Regions from separate parts of the Homo sapiens genome. Here regions 2 and 3 are each linked to region 1. Evidence: chromatin contacts called from ENCODE Hi-C data. All regions are on one chromosome and are shown on one strand. Each heading gives the region's core, a stretch centred on a gene start or an enhancer-like site at or near the end of the contact. The rest is flanking DNA. Distances are from core to core; before and after follow the strand shown.

Region 1 (4,288 bases), core at 891-3,390:
TAATTGTTAATGTCGTCTGCCATTAGAGGGCACTAAACAACTCTACATTAATGAGTTGGAGGGAAGAGAGAAAAGGAGACTGGAAAAGAAAGAGAGGGAGAAAAGGGAGGGAGAGTACGGGTAGAGTCTGGGTAGAGGGAGGGAAGGAGAGAAGAGGGGAAGGAGTAGGGGAAAGAGAGCAGAGGGAATGAGTTGGAGGACTGGAGGGAAAGGGAGAAGGGGAGAGAGACAGCGAGACAGAAACAGACAGAATGATTCTGGAAAGATTAAGAAGGATGTGGAGCCCCCACAGCCGTCTGAAGTGAGCAAAATCCAGTCTCCCCCGGGCCGCCCGAGCCCCTCCCCTCCCGTCCTCATGACGGTAATTATAAAGCGAAAAGCGGCGGCGAGGTCACCCGCTTTTACCAGCCTGCTGCACCGAATGCGCGCGGTGCAGGTGCGGCGGCCGCGGGGCTTTGTGATTCATGCCCACTTTCAAAGGGGGGCTTGGGCCCGTCTGAGAGGCACCCAAACAACTGTCTTCTAATATTAGCACGGCTGTATTTCGGGATCTATTATAGTCTGTCCAGACAGATCCCATTGTAATGGGATCTTTTATTAAAAGATTAGCACTATCTCCTGCAGTTGGTGGAAAAAAATCTGTTATCACTGAGTTATTTGCAGTTGTGGAGGGGGGAAGGTTGACGGAAGATGGGGGGTGGGAGGGCTAGAGGAGGACTGGGGGAGGGTCTGGCGGGGGGAGGGCAGTTGCAGGGGGGGAAGAAGGGCAGATTTGAAATTCGTAGAACAAATCCCAGTGACCTGCGAATGTCCAAGAATTTTGTCTGCATACTTCGCTATCTGTTGTCCTTCGGGCTTCAGATGCGAAAAGAACAAATTTAAAAGGCAGCTTTGGAATAAACAATATAGCATTTTCCGTGAAGTAATCGTTTTATATAAAAGGAAATATCGCCTCCTCAGTTTCATTCAGCGGTGCCAAAAATGTTATAAATGAGAGACCCGCCAACTTTCAGCGAAGAATGCCAGGCACTGTACTTAATAAACTGAGGCTACAGAAGTTCATTATGGATGTTGCAATCTTTTTTATTCCGCGAAAAGAGAGAAGACGAGACAGAAAGAGAGAGAGATTGGAGCCGAGGAGACTGAGAGACAGACAGAGGCACACAGGACAGAAACTGGGGAGTCTCCAGGCGGGAGAGGAAGGGGGGGCCAGACCGCCTACGTCGGCGCCCCCGCTCCGGGCTCCGACTCCAGACGCCGCGAAGTGAAAGGGGAGAAAAGAAAGGGAGAGGGCGAGGCTGTGCCGCGGGGAGACCGGGCCTGAGGTGTTAAACATTTTTGTTTGCTTCCGACTAGTCCAGACGAAGGGCCGCGTCTCGGTAGCGCTCTGCCAGGGTGGAAGGTGCCGGGGCCGGGGTTCCTAGCAACACCTCTGGGCTGGGGGTGGCTGCAAAGTCAGGCACTCACAGACCCAGACACAAAACCTCGCGGGTCCCGCGCCCAGGCTGCGGGTGCCCGGAACCGCCGCGAGGCCGGCGCGCTCCGACCCGACCCGGGGCGGGATATTTGGGCAGCCCGGGGCTCTTCGGCCGTTTGCAAAAGTCTCTTTGGAGCGGAGGAGAGGCAGCACGGAGACAAACTCCCGGGTTCCCCCCGCCACCGCCTCCAGCGCCCCCACCGCGCCCTCCCTCTCACACTCGCGCGCGCGCGCACACACACTCACACACACACTCACACACACACCCGCCACCCCGGGCGCGCCGGCGCTGCCGGCGAGCGGCGGCGAGCAGGACTTGAAGTGGGTGTTCTTCCCCACTCCCCACCCCCGACGCGTAGCCCCCAACCCCCGCCCCGGTCGCCTTCCCCCTCCCTCTCGCTCCTACGCAAATAAGAACTCGACGATTCCCTTCCAGCCGTTTTGATTTCGGGCACCTCCGAAAGATAATTGGGAAGGGTTTCCAGAAGGTGGGAAATGTCACCTGATTCACACTGAACTTTTGAAAGCTCCCCACCCCCAAGGAGCCGCGCACACCCTCGCTCGCGGCCGCCCTCCCACAGCCCCACACACTGGGAGACCGCCCACCGCAAACCGCGGAGACCCCCGTCTAGATTTAAAGCGCGGCTGCGCCCGGCTTCTGACGTCCATTGAATCGCGCGGGCGGCCGGCGGCGAGCGCGGGGCTGCGCCGGGATCGCTGCGCCCTCCGCCGCTGGCCTCTGCGACGCGCGCCGCTCGCCCGAGCCACCCGCCGCCGCGCCGGCTCCCCGCGCCGCTGCGCTCCTCGCCCCGCGCCTGCCCCCAGGATGGTCCGCGCGAGGCACCAGCCGGGTGGGCTTTGCCTCCTGCTGCTGCTGCTCTGCCAGTTCATGGAGGACCGCAGTGCCCAGGGTAAGCGAGTGGGGATGCGCTGGGGAGGCTTGGCTGAGGACAGGGGGGTCGACTTTTCTGTGGTCTCCACTTGGTCTGTTCTGAGCAACGCTGCTCTCGGAAGATGTTGAACCAACTTGGGGACTCCGGGATGGAGAGGAGTGGGAAAATTGTAGGCAATGACACTTTAGGACTGGGAACTGAGTTTGGAGCTCGGTTATCTTGAAAAAGGAAAGGGAGCGAGCTGGGGTCTTAGTAGTTAGGGTTAAATGCTCCAAGTTCTGGCCATGATAACTTTAGATGTGATCTCCTCTGTTTGGCTCTGAAGAAGGGAACAAGTATCAGTAGTAGCCTGGAGATTTCAGTCGACCCATTTGCAGTCTCATCTCTCTCCCTCCCACATCTTTTGGATACTTAAAAAAAAAAAAGGAAAGAAAGAAAAGAAAACCTGGGGGTTTGGGGGAGAGATACTGAATTTTATTTGGTGGCTGGGGGACGTGGTTTCAGAAACTTTGCCCAAACTTGGAAATGTGGGTGCTGAAGATTTTCAAGGGAAGTAGCTTTCTGCCTAGTGGATGCTTCTTCCAACCCCATCCCCCATTCTCGCAAAAAAAAAAAAAAAAAAAAAAAAGCCAAATTATTACCCCAAAGTGCTTTGAGCACTTTACAGTTTTTTTCCCCTCTGCCTCATTCTTCTTTCTGACCCTTAGCTTTCTGTAAAACAGTGAGCAGCCCATAACTGACTTAAATTCTGAAATGGGTTAAGAGCAAATTTCTGAAGCTTGCCTTTTAAAAATAGATTTGTTTATTTCAATTAGTCTTTGGGCAGAATGTTTAAAATAATAATAGCAGCTTGCGATCCAATGATTGTTAAAGTCATATTGGTGATTCATGAGAAGTCTTCTCGACCCAAATCCGAACATTAAAAAGGGGGAAGAGGGAGAAATCACTTGCAAATATTTCTTGCTAGGTATGAGATAGGTACTTATAACCGTGAAATGGTAGGAAGACTCCCCCCTCCCCCCACCTTAAGGCATTACTTTCCCTGCTTCAGCGTTAACATTTTAAGTATGTTGTAAACTGCCCTCCTGGGCACTGCCCCTCGCCGTCTGCATGGCACTGCGCTGGGTTGCCCGCCTTTAGAGGAGAGGCTCTGCCTGGTGCCCGGACGTGGGCGCGGAGGAAAGCAGCCCTCGGAGATTTCGAAAGATCGCGGTGGCCGCGGGCGTGCTCCGGTCTGGCGGATTGCAAAACGGGCCCGTCGGGCTGGCTGCGCCTGGAGGCCGCGCGGGGTAGCTCCGGGCTGGGCCGGGTTGCTTTTTTGCTTTCATTTTTCAGAAGTGCCTTTTGCTTGATCTGTTTCTCTCTCTCTCTCTTTCTTTTCTTTCTTCCTCTCTCTCTTTCTTTCTTCCTTTTTTTCTTTCTTTCTCTTTCTTTTCTTTCTTTCTCTTCTTTCTTTTCTTTCTTTCTTTCTCTTTCCTTCTCCCTCTCTCTCCCCTCCATCTCTCCTCTCTCCTCTCTCTCGTTCTCTTACTTTCTTAACCCCTGTCACAAATAATTCCTGTACCCGCCTACATGAAACCAGCATGTAAAAACATCCGTCGCATCCTGTTTTTGTCAGGTTCTTTAATCTGCTCTTCGAGTCTCTGCAGGTTATGAAATGGGACGAATAAAAGTAAACAGTCTAGTAAAAGTCAATGCAAGCTGCACGTGTTGTGTCTGGGTCACTGGTAACTGACATTGATATGGCTGGGGCGCCCTGTCTTCTCCCTCTCTCCCTCCCTCCCTCTCGCCCACCTCCCATCTCTGTGATCAGGGCTTCCCCCTCCACTGCCTTCTTTTTCCACCCCTCCACCCCTTTCGATTTATTTCCTACTTTTCTCCCGCGTCTCTCTCACTTCCCCTCCTCCACGCTCACCCC
Region 2 (4,288 bases), core at 560-3,059, 980 kb after region 1:
CTCCAGCCTGGGCAACAGAGCGACACTCCATCTCAAAAAAATAAATAAATAAATAAAATAAAAAGCACACACTATCACAAAGAAGATGGTGGCAAAAATAATAATAAAAATAGTAAGTAAATAAATAGCACAGAAGTATTTACAGTAAAAAATTAGGTCTCCTTCCAGCCCCCACCTGCCAATCACTCTCAGGAGGCACCCACTGTCTTCAGCTACAAAGCTTTCAGAGAGATTTTATTAATATAAGCAAATACATACTTTTTAAAAAAGTATAAATAAGGCCTGGTGCAGTGGCTCACGTCTGTAATTCCAGCACTTTGGGAGGATGAGGTGGAAGGATCTCTTCAGGCCAGGAGTTAGAGACCAGCCTGGGCAACATAACAAGACCCCCATCTCTAAAAAAACAATCAAAAAAACTAACTGGGCATGGTGGCATGGTTCTATAGTCCCAGCTACTCAGGAAGCTGAGAGTGAGGGATTTCTTGATTCCAGGACTTCGAGGCTGTCACCCACTCCAGCTTGGGTGACAGAGCAAGACTCTGTCTCAAAAAAAAAAAAAGTATAAACACTAGCATATCATATATTGCCCTGGACTTTTCTTTTTGATTTAACATATCTTGGAGATTCTTCCATAGCTGTGGATAAGGAGTTGCCTCATTCTTTTTCAGGGTAAGTTTAGTATAAAGGGTGATATAGTGGGGAAATTATATTTAATTTATTTTTGCCAACTCAGTAGCAGAGCTGTGACAAGATTAATCCTTAGATTTTTGGAGGTTCATATCAAATCATTCAAAGCTTTGACATTTTTCTCTTCTTTGTGGCTCTATTTTCATCACTAAAATTCCCCATCCTATGCCCCTGCAGCCCCCATCTGACGTTTGTCACTTCTCTAGCTTAGTCATCTGATCTAATTTTGATGAGTCAGATGTAAATAAACCCAGATAATGTGTCTTTTAGCCCAAAAGACTAAAAGATAAAATAAAAGGAAATGCATAGGACACAGGGCAGTTTGTTGAATGGCTGAGATTTGAATATGTGTGTATTAATTCTTTCTGAATTACAGCTAGATTCTGCCCTCCCCAGCTTTGTATCTGGAGACGAGGGAAAATGTGATCCCAGTTCATATTATGAGTGAACATCTCTGACTGTTCTAAGAAGTCCTATTCCCTTAGATTACTGAAGTTCACAGGGAGAAAGCACCCACCCAGATATTTTTGGTTTTTGTTTGTTTGTTTGTTTGTTGAGATGGAGTCTCACTCTATTGCCCAGGCTAGAGTGCAACGGTATGGTCTTGGCTCGCTGAAACCTTTGCCTCCTGGTTCAAGCGATTCTCCTACCTCAACCTCCCAAGTAGCTAAGATTTCAGACATAAGCCACCATGCCCAGCTAATTTTTGTGTTTTTAGTACAGACAGGGTTTCACCACATTGTTCAGGCTGGGCTTGAACTCCTGACCTCAGGCGATCCACCCGCCTCAGCCTCCCGAAGTGCTGGGATTACAGGCATGAGCCACCGCACCTGGCCTCACCCAGATATTTTTCAAATACCATTTTCGATTCCCACTCTCTTTCTTGAAGTAAGCAAGGCAGACACATTTGCCAAGGATAACTGAGAATGTAAGGGCAATCCATGACTGGGCAGCTTGTGCAGGCTGTGTGCTAAATGCACTGGGAAACATGCCCTATAAATAGCCGTTCATTGTCAGCATGTGTGAAAAGACAAGAGAGCATTCCGTGCTATGATTCAGGCCTAATTAAGTGATTGCGTCTGGGCACGGCTATAAACCACTAGCTGCTTCAACTGGTAATCCAGTCAGTAGGCAACTGCAGGGGCTCGCCACTGACTGAAGGCAGTGGAAGGTTGGCAGAAGGAGGCTGTTCAAGGCTGTTTTTGCCTTCACTATGGCAAAAATCATTTTGAGGCACCTCATAGAGATTCCAGTGCGTTACCAGGAAGAGTTTGAAGCTCGAGGTCTAGAAGACTGCAGGCTGGATCATGCTTTATATGCACTGCCTGGGCCAACCATCGTGGACCTGAGGAAAACCAGGGCAGCGCAGTCTCCTCCAGTGGACTCAGCGGCAGAGACGCCACCCCGAGAAGGCAAATCCCACTTTCAGATCCTGCTGGACGTGGTCCAGTTCCTCCCTGAAGACATCATCATTCAGACCTTCGAAGGCTGGCTGCTGATAAAAGCACAACACGGAACCAGAATGGATGAGCACGGTTTTATCTCAAGAAGCTTCACCCGACAGTACAAACTACCAGATGGTGTGGAAATCAAAGATTTGTCTGCAGTCCTCTGTCATGATGGAATTTTGGTGGTGGAAGTAAAGGATCCAGTTGGGACTAAGTGACATCGTATCGGTTCCTGTTCAGATGACATGGGGAAGATGATGGTTCAGCCACTGGTACTACGAGAATGTTTGTATTACCCACATTTGAAATGATTTGCTATGATTTTTATGAAGATTAAAAATATATACACAGTTCCTGGTATGTTGAGGTTGTCTTTATTATTCTTACTCAGAAAGGAAAATTTGTAAATATGTTTGTGTGGCTCAAACTGATACTATTCTTACAACTGAAACATTGAAAATACAGAAGGCTGTATTTGGATATTAGAGAGGACTCCGAATTGTTTCTTATTATTCCAACAATGCCAGCTGCATTTGTAATCACTGATGGCAAAAGAGCTATACCCATTTAAGGAATTCCTATCCATTTTATGAAAATCTTTTATTTTGCCAAAAAGAGTTGTGATTCCCTTCACTCGATAAGCTTTTCTTTTTAATGTATTTTAATTAAAATGAGGTTTTATAAATATGGAGTGCAAAAATTAAAATACAGTATTTGGAAATTGGGTCTGATATCTATTTATGATTTAGTATAGTTGTTACTGCCTTAAAGGTCAATGGGAATTTTCAGATATAAATCTTATTTTTAAAAAGTTCAAATATGTACCTCATTCATCTTTTTAAAGATATACTGAATCCTATCTGAAGTGTTTTGACTTTTTAAAGATAGTATAAGTTCTATGGACACGTACAAAATGTTCATGAGATATGTATTTACATATCCTCTTGTAAATTAATATGAAGCTTAAGGACACCACTTTTAAAAGTTTGATTGCTGAATTCAGTGAGTTTTAATCTGTGCTTTTTAGATGCTCCATAAACTTAGATGGCAAAATGTAACACATCTGCTATCTCTGCATAATCCTTAGCTTTAAATAGCCTGGCAGCCAATGGAAGTTCAACACCTGAGCTTACACTGCGTGTCTGAGTTTACACAGCACATCTGATGATTGGTGCTTATTATATTCTCCCAAACTACTGCCTTGGCTCAAGGTGGAGACATTGGTAGAGGTTAAGGACTAGTGCCTTCAACAGCTGCTCTGGGACATTCCAAAGGTTTGCTATCTCATTCTGTATACATTAAGTATTTCTTCAGAGGCAGTGGCTGCCTGCCTTTTACCCCGCACTGAATGTGAGCTGACAAGCAGCCCAAGGACAGTGCTAAGAATAGACATGGAATGCAGGGTGTGGAAAACACCAGGGCAAATGCAGATTGCTGACAGTATCCCAGTACTCCCCCACGTTGTTTTACTGTAGCTCAAGTTAAAATGTAAAAGACATGAAGCAATAGAAAAACGAATCAAACAGTTCTAAAAGTTATTTTGAAAACAAATGTAATCTGAGAAGAATGTTTACTGTCTAATTAAATTGAAAAGATTTTGCAGTTATATGCATATCTGAGGTTTATGCCTATACATGGAGGTTTGTGTGTCCAACTCAGATATGAAAAATTTTGTTTGACCAAGTGAATATCACAGATCAGCTTGGCTGCATAACAAAGTTAATAGCAGTCGTTGAGATTCCAGATCTACTAATATGATCAGAACTGGGATACCATTTGTCTGGATTATCATTCTTTCCCAGTGATTGGCAGAATAGTGTGAAAAGAAACTAATGTGGTGAGAAACAAAAAAACCCTCTCTTTCGGCCTTGATCTTACTCTAGATGAGATCCTCCTCCCGGGAAAATTCAGGAGGTGAAATTCCTACCATGAGGAGCCACTGATAGAAAATATTCTCTTTAAAAATAAAATTAAAGTAAACACATGTCTAATGAGCTCTTGTTTTTACAAGATAAATTTTAAAGTCTTATAGATAAGATATAGATAAGTTTTAAAGATAAATTTTAAAGTCTTATAGCCATTTTTTTGATTTGGGAAATATACCAAACACTATAAATAATAAAAATCATCTATGGTTCTTCTGCTACCATGAG
Region 3 (4,288 bases), core at 1,254-3,753, 530 kb before region 1:
GATCTTATCTAGATTCCGGTTTCCATATCTGTAAGTTCAGGGAATTGTTTTACATATGTTTAAAATCTGCCTTGCTGGGCTTAGTGGCTCATGTCTGTCATCCCAGCCTACTCGGGAGACTGAGATGGAAGGATCACTTTAGCCCAGGAGTTTGAGATCAGCCTGGGCAAAATAGTGAAACCCCATCTGTGTTTTGTTTTGTTTTGTTTTAAGAAACTGTCATAATGGTCTGATGCTGTATATGTCTACATTCTTGCCAGCTCTGTCACCTACCTGGAGTGATTTGAGAGGTTTTGATTAGTATCATGCATATACAAATCTCTCCCCTGTTAGTTTCTTTTTCTACCCTAATCTTCCCTCTAGGTAAAGAAATTGAGGTGTTACTGTTAAAGGCAAATACAGGGCTTGAACTATTACTAGCCATTGATATCTACCCTAAATTAATTTTTTTCAAATCCCCCAGGGATGAGACACAGAGCAGATAGGTTTCATTGAGGTTTGAGTGCCACCCTGAGAGAGCTTGAGTAGCTGGAACACTAAAAGCGGTCCATTTTACAGCTTTGCTTCAGTTAAAACCTGATTTATACATGTGGACCCAGTGATAAGTCAAGTAGAAGAAACATTGTGGTATAATGAAGAGCACACTGGGAGTGAATACATATGCAAACATTCACTTACCCATACACTTGACATGTATGCATTATACTTTCAATTTATAAACAAAAAATTATGCACACTAGAAATAAAATAAGGAGACTTTCTCAGGTTCTTATGACAACAAACTGCGACATTCCAATCTAAACTAATGCTATTGTGATAATACAGTAGTGTACTAATTAATCTTTAACACACATAATACTTTGGTTCTCCCTGAGTTAAACAGAAATTCACTCCTCCCCTTGAGCATTCCAATCCATTGACATTTAACCCTTTATGTATAAATTTCAGAAGGATAATATTATAAATACCTTTTGGTAATAATAAATTTGACATAGTTAGAGATTTAGACTAGATGAAGAGCATTTTCTAATGTAAATCTAATGTTTTCTCATTATATAGTAACGAGATTAATGCACTGGTAGAGAATTGTAGCCTGCAAGAACTCAATGTTCCAGGAGTTCTAATAGGTGTTTATTATGTTAACAATCTTGTTTAATAATTTTCAGCTTGCTATTCAAATATCCAAAGATGGGCTACCGGGCAGAGTGCCATTATGGGTCATCCTGCTGAGTGCTTTTGCCGGATTGTTGCTGTTAATGCTGCTCATTTTAGCACTGTGGAAGGTAAACACCAAAATTCCTTTGACTCTCTACTTCAATCATCAACAGCAAACTGGAGAAATAAGCTCTGATATATTCAGACTATGTAATATAGTATTATTACAGCAATGAAACAAACGTTGAAATGATGACTAAGGGAAAGAAAAAAGAAAAATGCGTATTTCAAACACTGCACACAACTTGACCCAATTTTTGTAAAGGAAAAAAAACTTATTTTAAGTTAGAAATAGTCAAAAATTCACAAAAGTATCTTTCTAGAGTTTAGTATGATAGGGGACTTTCACATGTGTAACAATTAAAATTTTATAATAAGTATGTATTTCTTTTATAAACAGAGAACAATGAAAACTGTCTTTTATAGAGAAAGAAAAAATGAATTCCTATGTCAATTTAAGGATATATAAGCAGTAGATTCAAGGTTAAAATAAGCCTTGTTTTAATCACATCTCCATGTGTCTTAAATATCAAATAATTCTTTAATGTTTAAATATATATGGCACATTTTATGTAATAAATTGTGTGCCTGAGTGGAGGATAAGGGATCAGCTGATGTAGGGGAGATCTTAAAGTTTCACAGACTCCTATTTCAAATTCTGTGGTAAATGTGAGTAACCACCTATTTTGTGTCAAGTAACTCTGGATATTTATGTAATGTTTTGCTTAGGCTGAAATAGACATGATTTTTAAAACTCTTAGCAGCTGTATAATTTTCACATTAAGTAGAATTGAGATGACAGCTTTTGGGATAAGTTGAATAGAGAATAACATCCCATACAGAGTTGAATGTTTTTTCAATTAAATATCAAATAAGCATTTATTCTAGCATAATATCCCCCTAGATTTTACCTATTGTTTTGTTAAATAGTTAAATTATGTTAAAAATATAGGTTGTGGCTACATATTAATTGTTCTATTACCTGAGCAACATAATTATTTAATCAAATAGTTTAAATAGCAAGTTTCTCTCCCACTGAAATACCAACTGTTCCTATCCTTTCTTACTCTCCTATGACTCACTTCCTCTTTTGAGGGGCTTAGTCTCAGAGGAGATGGTGAACAAAGCCAGATGTAGGTCAGTGGCATTTAATTCAGTAAATAGAATCCATGGCTTTTCTCTAGCAAAGTTCCCCAAACAAAATTCTCCACTATAGCCAATGTCCAGCTCTTCCTTCTACTTTATAAGGGATCAGTGTTCTCTCTGTAATACCTAGCTTTGCCACACTGTGGTACCCAAGGCCTGGCTTATTGGTGTCAAGGTTGTACTTGAAATATAGGAAGTGGTTTCTTCATTTCTATGCACCTCTAATAGAGAGTGTTACTGTTGATTTTTTTCAGCATAGTCTTCTGTTCTCAGCACTGCACTTACCTCTATGGTTTTAGAACACCGCTGGCAGGAGAAGAGGAAAACCAGAGCTGATATTTGGATAGGTTCTTTCAGGCCTTGTACCTCTGTTTCAGACAAACAAATAGGAAATTTCAGTCACCTATTTTTCAGTCAGTAGTCTGAAAAAGCATAAATGTAAAACTAAGCTCATTGTTTCATCCAGATAATGATGTGTTGATACATTCTGACAGCTTCTTAGGTTATTATTAATATTATTATTATTGCAGGCCCAAAAGAAGATCATTTGACAAACTTTGGGCTGTCTTACCCGGTAGAAATAGTTCAGCCACTTCATTGGGAGGCCCAGCAATCAGAACTGTGATTCTAAGGTAGAAGGGAAGAAACTAGCTCTTATCGAATGCTTACTATGTGCAGGGAGCTATTTTAAACATTTCTGCTTTAAGCATTCCCACTTAATACTCATATCAACCTTATGAGGTCGTATGAACCTCCTCTTTTAAGTGAAGAACATAAAATTTAAGTATATTTCCCAAAGACACATAGTGAGATTCAGAGTAAGGATCTGAATTCTGTGCCAAAACCACTGACTATTATCACTCTGTGTTCTCTCTTGCTTCCATTCACTCTGGTGTCCTTGCAACAATCTTTTCGACCAAGTATTTTAACTACATTTTACACCTGAGGACATTAAAGCAAAGGGAGGTAAAGTGACTCTCCCATGATTACTAGCTAGTAAATGACTGGATTCAAGGAATGATCTACAGAGCTCTTTCTTTTTCCAATATATCCTACTGCTGCAGGCTATAGGGTAGGGCTCTTTACTCTGGAGCTCCAGGAGTTGGGTTTTGTTCAAGAGAGTCATGAACTCTCTTAAACACATAATACTGTCTTTGGTTTTGGAATGAGGGTCCCTGGTTGGATTCAGACTTTCGGTAGTTCCATTATATCAAGAAGGCTAATCCCACTTCCCCCTACTTTAAAGTTCTGTTGGAAGCTGCCTGAAGCATGAGTTCAGTTGCAGTAGGTTCAGAAGAGCTACTCTTATCCCAGACATCTTTTTTATTCTAACTAGATCTGGATCAGACACCTCAGGACTATCCCTTCTTCCTTCCTTTCCTGAATCCCACCAGTTTGGAGTTCATTGGAACTCCCAAGTCTGAGTCTCTGTGTAAGAGACAGGCCAAAAGTTTCTCTTAGAGCAGAGATTCACTTTCAAAAGACACAGTCTTTATATCTTTGTCTTCATCATACACATGGCAAAAATTAAAGCTTGACAAAGTGTTAGTAGCTGCTTAATACACTTCATGATTGATGGGAGGAATCTTGTAGGGGACGTAGGTTTAAATAGGTGGAGAAACTTGTCCTGAACTGTGGTACCACATGCCGGGGGAGATGCCAGCACACCAGGAGCCATGAGAGACTCAGAACATTCCTCTCTCCTAACTTGATGTCATAATGATGCCTGAAGTTCCTCAACTGATGATTTATTTATTAATCCTAAAGCTTTATTCTTCATCCAATATACATGTTCTGGGTGGGTGTGGATGGGGACTGGTGTCTCACCACTTTTTAGTCTTTTATACATTAGTATGAATTTATTCATTCAGCAATTATTCCATGTTATATTCATTAAGCACTTACTTTTCTGACAGTTATCACCTCA

Evidence for each region. A loop is a pair of places that touch in the nucleus more often than their neighbours do. Pooled maps may share reads with other maps.
Region 2: a map of psoas muscle shows a loop between it and region 1 (2.7-fold over the local background). The contact joins the promoter of HSPB3 here to the promoter of FST in region 1. A Hi-C loop is called at or near these places in 1 of 168 maps with a recorded cell type or tissue (psoas muscle), 1 of 37 single-sample maps with no recorded cell type and 2 of 50 pooled maps.
Region 3: a map of naive thymus-derived CD4-positive, alpha-beta T cell shows a loop between it and region 1 (7-fold over the local background). The contact joins the enhancer-like site here to the promoter of FST in region 1. A Hi-C loop is called at or near these places in 3 of 168 maps with a recorded cell type or tissue (CD4-positive, alpha-beta memory T cell and naive thymus-derived CD4-positive, alpha-beta T cell), 3 of 37 single-sample maps with no recorded cell type and 12 of 50 pooled maps.

The regions. Positions count from the first base shown.
Region 1 is chr5:53,478,489-53,482,776 of GRCh38, forward strand. FST (follistatin) reads left to right here and starts at 2,141. Exons shown (of 6, transcript NM_013409.3): 1 at 2,141-2,388. The coding sequence starts at 2,304. RefSeq lists an enhancer at 3,374-3,443.
Region 2 is chr5:54,453,890-54,458,177 of GRCh38, forward strand. HSPB3 (heat shock protein family B (small) member 3) reads left to right here and starts at 1,810. Exons shown (of 1, transcript NM_006308.3): 1 at 1,810-2,488. The coding sequence starts at 1,901. The coding sequence ends at 2,353.
Region 3 is chr5:52,946,179-52,950,466 of GRCh38, forward strand. ITGA1 (integrin subunit alpha 1) reads left to right here. Exons shown (of 29, transcript NM_181501.2): 28 at 1,167-1,283. It overlaps ITGA2-AS1 (ITGA2 antisense RNA 1), which reads right to left. Exons shown (of 4, transcript NR_186583.1): 3 at 2,647-2,729. Among named protein-coding and RNA genes, the nearest start is that of ITGA2, 41 kb to the right of the region's middle. Within about 2 kb of position 2,504, at least 6 of the 41 ENCODE cell types and tissues checked have a DNase peak (open chromatin) inside an H3K27ac peak, as active enhancers do.